Linked DNA regions of Homo sapiens: region 1 is linked to region 2. Evidence: chromatin contacts called from ENCODE Hi-C data. All regions are on one chromosome and are shown on one strand. The core of a region is the stretch at or near the end of the contact, and the rest is flanking DNA. Distances in the headings are between cores, read along the strand shown.

What was found. Hi-C counts contacts between places; a loop is a spot of excess contacts on that map.
Region 1: a loop to region 2 is called in a map with no recorded cell type, with 3 times the contacts of the local background. The contact joins the enhancer-like site here to the promoter of TMSB4Y in region 2. A Hi-C loop is called at or near these places in 2 of 37 single-sample maps with no recorded cell type.

What each region holds. Positions count from the first base shown.
Region 1 is chrY:13,281,575-13,284,274 of GRCh38, forward strand. All of the region lies in intron 27 of UTY (ubiquitously transcribed tetratricopeptide repeat containing, Y-linked), which reads right to left. Among named protein-coding and RNA genes, the nearest start is that of MIR12120, 200 kb to the right of the region's middle. Within about 2 kb of position 1,330, at least 4 of the 41 ENCODE cell types and tissues checked have a DNase peak (open chromatin) inside an H3K27ac peak, as active enhancers do.
Region 2 is chrY:13,702,562-13,705,261 of GRCh38, forward strand. TMSB4Y (thymosin beta 4 Y-linked) reads left to right here and starts at 1,338. Exons shown (of 2, transcript NM_004202.3): 1 at 1,338-1,874; 2 at 2,664-2,700. The coding sequence starts at 1,775. The coding sequence ends at 2,698.

The DNA of each region.
Region 1 (2,700 bases), core at 80-2,579, 420 kb before region 2:
AAAATGAGCAAAGAACAGGAGTGGCTGTATTTATGCCACAAAACTGATTTCAAAATAAAACCTATTAAGAACAAAGAAAGTCATTATATAATGATAAAGGGGTCAATTCAATAAGAGGGTTTAACAATTGCAAACATATATGCACCCAACACTGTAGCACACAGATATACATATATGTATATATATGCAAATATTATGAGAACTAAAGGAAGATATAGATCCCAGTACAACAATGGCTAGAGACTTCAACACCCTGCTTTCAGCGTAGGGCAAGTCAGATCATTCAGACAGAAAATGAACCAAGCAGCATTGGACTTAGTATGCATTATAGACCAAATGGACCTGACATATATTTACAGAACATTTCATCTAATGGCTGCGGAATACACATTCTTCTCCTCAGCATATGCATCATTCTCAAGGCCAGACCACATGATAGGCCAAAAAACAAGTCTTAAAACATTAAAAACAAAATGAAACAATATGAAATATCTTCTCTGACCATAATGGAATAAAACTAGACATCAGTAACAAGCAGAACTTTTGAAAGTATAAAAGCAACTGGAAAATTTGTTGGGGAAAATTTTTCAACTGGAAAAACAATTATAATTTTCCAATTGTTTTTATAGTTTCAAACATTCTAGAATGGACAGAAGGCCAATAAAGAGATTAAGAATAAAATTTAAAAACTGCTTCAAACAAGTAACAATAAAAACACAACATAATGAGGGAAGAGAGAGAGACCCTCTCATATTGTTTTATACTCAGTACTTATTTAAAAAACAAAAAAAAACAAGGAAGTAAAATCAAAGACAGGCAGCCTGGCACCAGGCCTGAAACCAGGCCTGGGCCTGCCTGGCGTAAACCCAGTAGTTAAAAATCAACTCATAACTTAGAAACTGATGTTATTCATAGATTCCAGACATTGTATAGAAGAACACTGTGAAACTCCCTGCCTTGTTCTGTTTCTCTCTGACCACCGGTGCATGCAGCCCCTGTCATGTACCCCTTGCTTGCTCAAATCTATCATGACCCTTTCAAGTGAAATGCTTAGAGTTGTGAGCCCTTAAAAGGGACAGGAATTGCTCACTGGGGGAGCTCAGATTTTAAGGCAGTAGCTTGCTGATACTCCCAGCTGAATAAAGCCCTTCCTTCTACAACTCGGTATCTGAGAGGCTTTATCAGCGGCTCATCCTGCTACATTTCTTGGTTCCCTGACCGGGAAACATGATAACTGACAGACGGCCGAGGCAGCCCCTTAGGCCTGCCCTGCGGAGCATCCCTGCAGGGGACTCCGGCCAGCCTGAGTGACGCAATCCAAAGAGCGCTCCCGGGAAAGAAATTGCCTGGGTGGAACGCCTAGCCAAAGCAGCGCGTAGCAGGCCCCTGCAGAGGATCAGCACAGTGGCTGAACACCAGGAAGGAACTGGCACTTGGAGTCTGGACATCTGAAACTTGGTAAGACTAGTCTTTGGAACTTGCCACACTCCACCTGAGTGGAAGCGTGGCCTCATCACCCATGGTGTGCCTGTATTAGCACTTTTGTTCCGGTTTTGACTTGGCTTGACTTGGTAAGACCAGTCTTTGGAACCTGCCCCATTCCATCGGAGTGGAAGCATGGCCTGATCACCCATGGAGTGCCTGCATTGGCACTTTTGTTCTGGTTTTGACTTGAGTTAGATTGCATGATACTTTGGTTTTGGTTCTGATCTGGCTTGGATTTCTAGATACTCTGATTTTGGTTTTGATTTTGGTTTGGTGTAAACTGCAAAAGTGTGTGTGTGCCCTTTTTACCTGTTCTTTGTTTTGTGGTGTGCATGTGGTGTCAGCTTAGTGTTTTGTCTTGAAGAAGCATAGGCCAGGCACAAATAAGACCACCCCACTAGGAACTATGTTAAAAAAATTTTCAAGAAAGAATTTAAAGGAGATTACGGTGTTACTGTGACACTAGGAAAACTTAGAACTTTGTGTGAAATAGACTGGCCAGCATTAGAGGTGGGTTGGCCATCAGAAGGAAGCTTGGACAGGTAGGTCCCTTGTTTCAAAGGTATGACACAAGGTAACCTGTAAGCCAAGGCACCCAGACCAGTTTCCGTACATAGACAGTTACAGCTGGTTTTAGACCCACTTCCCCGGCCCCTAACAGTAGTTAAGAGAACAGCAGCATAAGCGGCTGGCAGAGGCAAGGAAAAACCAGCAGAGAGAAAACGAGGCCATCTATATCAATTCTAAGTTAATTTAGACTAAACAAGGTCTAGCAAAAGATAATTAAAATCTCAAACTTACAAGGTTTTCAGTAAAAGTGAAGTTTGCTAAAAGTTAACAGTATAACGTATCATGGTAACTTCTAATCTTGTGGCCTTAGACAGTCTAGTCCAAAGACATAAAGAAAGTTTGCTTTGAAAAAAAGGGGTGGAGGCAGAATTTATGTAAGAAGAGTGTTATATACTAAATTCTTGTCCCGAAATAAATTAACTGGCTGTTTAAAGAAAAAAAAAGTTTGTAATAAGTGAAAGTTGAGACATGTTGAAAAATTGTCTGTGAAAGTTGTGAAAGACAAAAAAGTTATAAAAAAATTTTTATGCAAAAAATGTTGTATAATTTAAAAGTAATAAGGCCTCCTGAGTACTACTGAAGAAACAGTTTATGTGCAAGGTGTATAAAAAAAGTAAAATATACCTTTAGTAAAAAGATTAAAAG
Region 2 (2,700 bases), core at 88-2,587:
TTCTCAGTAAAACAATGCCTGTTACCCTAGGTATTACTCCGACCCTTAAATAATATGCACCAGTCCGCAAGAGCAATTTTTACGCTCCTGTTGTAAAAGGGGAAAATGCGTTTTGAAGGAAGTGTTGGAAGGTGCTTTGCTCATTTTATCTTTCGCCATCGTTGTGGTTAGGGGGCAATGGTGCACCTAGGGTGGCGTTGGGGCTCCCCAACCGCCCGGCAGCTTTCAGACGCCCTTCCGAGACGTGGAGCGAAAGACTTAAGCGGGCCTGTGGGTGACATCAACTCATTTACATAGGAGGGCTATAAAGTAGCGCCTGCCCATCCCGTCCTGGCAACTCCGCGGTGGACACTGTGTAGACTAGATTTCACTCCCTTACGCGCCTGGCTTAGGTAAGCCCCAGGGCCCCTGCATCCTTACTCCTTCTACCCTCCCCTTCATGCCGCGCTTGCCCCTTCATTATTCGCGTCCCTGTGAAGACATCCCCTAAAGCCAAGCCGAGTGATTATCCCCGGGAAAGCTGCCTTGGGGAGGTGGGGATGCGAAACACCCTAGATGCTGGGTAATGCGGTGGGGAAATCGATGATTTAAGAACAAAGCAAATAAACCGGCGTTTATGTACTGCCGCTCGGAGGGTTCGTGTTAAAATTTCTTAGTGTGCCGAGGCGGGCGGATCACGAGGTCAGGAGATGAAGACCATCCCGGCTAAAACGGTGAAACCCCGTCTCTACTAAAAATACAAAAAATTAGCCGGGCGTAGTGGCGGGCGCCTGTAGTCCCAGCTACTTGGGAGGCTGAGGCAGGAGAATGGCGTGAACCCGGGAGGCGGAGCTTGCAGTGAGCCGAAATCCCGCCACTGCACTCCAGCCTGGGCGACAGAGCGAGTCTCCGTCTCAAAAAAAAAAAAAAAAAAAAAAAAAAAAAAAAAAAAAAAAAAAAAAAAAAAAAAAAATTTCTTAGTGTTTGCTCTCAAAGGTATTGTGCGTTGTCTTGGAGGCTGAGATGTGGGAACAGACAGATCCTTTGTTCTGAGGCTCACTCATCTCCCGAGCCCCGAGCCGTCTCCCAGCCTCAGACGGCTCTGCGGGCTGCATCTGTGCAGCCTGGCAGCGGCGGCGCTGCGCTGTGACATTTTCACAGCCCTTCTTGCAGAGGCATGTGTGCTAGGGATGCCGAAATGCCGAGAGCGCCGGCAGGACTAGCTTCCGGGCCGCGCTTTGTGTGCTGGGCTGCAGTGTGGCGCGGGCGAGGAAGCTGGTAGGGCGGTTGTCGCAAGCTCCAGCTGCAGCCTCCGCCTACGTGAGAAGACTAGAAAGCGGGCGCAGGACCAGGCCTGCGTTGTTTGCAGAGAGGCCGTGGCTACAAAATGGAAGTGCTTTTGCGACCTGGGCTCCATTTTAGGAATTCTTGCCCGATTTTAACCACTTGAACGCGGAAGTGGCTTTCCTATTCTCTTCCAAGCCAGCCTTTAATTTTAAACGCTGTAATTAACAGTTCACAGGGGTCAAATTCCTTTATTCCGGAACATTCCACTTTGAGAGGGATCTGTCCTCTTTGGTCCCCTGCGTTTTCAAATATTTGAGGAAAGGTGTCGCCTCTTTTTCTGTGGAAAGAGGAAGCTCATGAGCGCGAAACAGCAGGGGACGGAGGGCGAGAAGGGCTTTCTCAGGTTGCGGGTCGGAGGGCAGAAGCACAGTTCCCAGTACAGAGACCCGGACAGGTGGCTGTTTCTCACGCTCACTTTGGATTGCTCCCTACGGCTTCCTCCGCAGCCATGTCTGACAAACCTGGTATGGCTGAGATCGAGAAATTCGATAAGTCGAAACTGAAGAAGACAGAAACGCAAGAGAAGAATCCATTGTCTTCCAAAGAAAGTAAGCTCCGATCCTCCCCCATCTTTAGAAAGGCTGGAATGCGAGCGGGCGGTGGGAGGGCGGGAGACTGGGAGCTGCCACGGGAAGAATTCGGGAGGCAGGGGAGGGCGCTCAAGGAGCAGATAGTTGGTGAATGTGGCTTGCAAAGGTTAATTAAAAATCAGATAACTTTTAGTGCAGTAATCCCAACACTTCGGAAGACCAAGGCGGGGATCACCTGAGGTCAGGAGTTCGAAACCAGCCTGAGGAAACCTCGTCTCTACAAAAAATACAAAATTAACTTGGTTTGCTGGAGGGCGCCTGTAATCCCAGTTACTTGGGAGGCTGAGGCAGAAGCATTGCTTGAACCTGGGAGGGGAAGTTGCAGTGAGCCCAGATCCTGCCACTGCACTCTAGTATGGGTGACAGAGGGAGACTTCATCTCAACCAAAACAAAAACAAACAAAACAATAGGGCGATCCTTAAGGGGGAAGGTTGCATGAACACAGGGTTCATTAATTTAATAATGCAATATTTAATGCGCTATAATAATATACAAACACATTTATCACTGAAAATGTACGGCTATTTAATATACTCAATATACATTTTTTATTTGATTATGACATGCCTAGCTAGGTACACTTGCAGAACGTTTAGGATATGACAAGATGTTGCAAATGAAAGCCCCTTAATTCCATATTAGGCTGTACTGAAACCCCTTAATCATCCCATCCATATTAGGCTGTACTGAAACCCCTTAATCATCCCACTCCATCTTTTTCCTTTTCTGTTTTTTTCTGGTCGCAGCTATCGAACAGGAGAGGCAAGCAGGCGAATCTTAAAC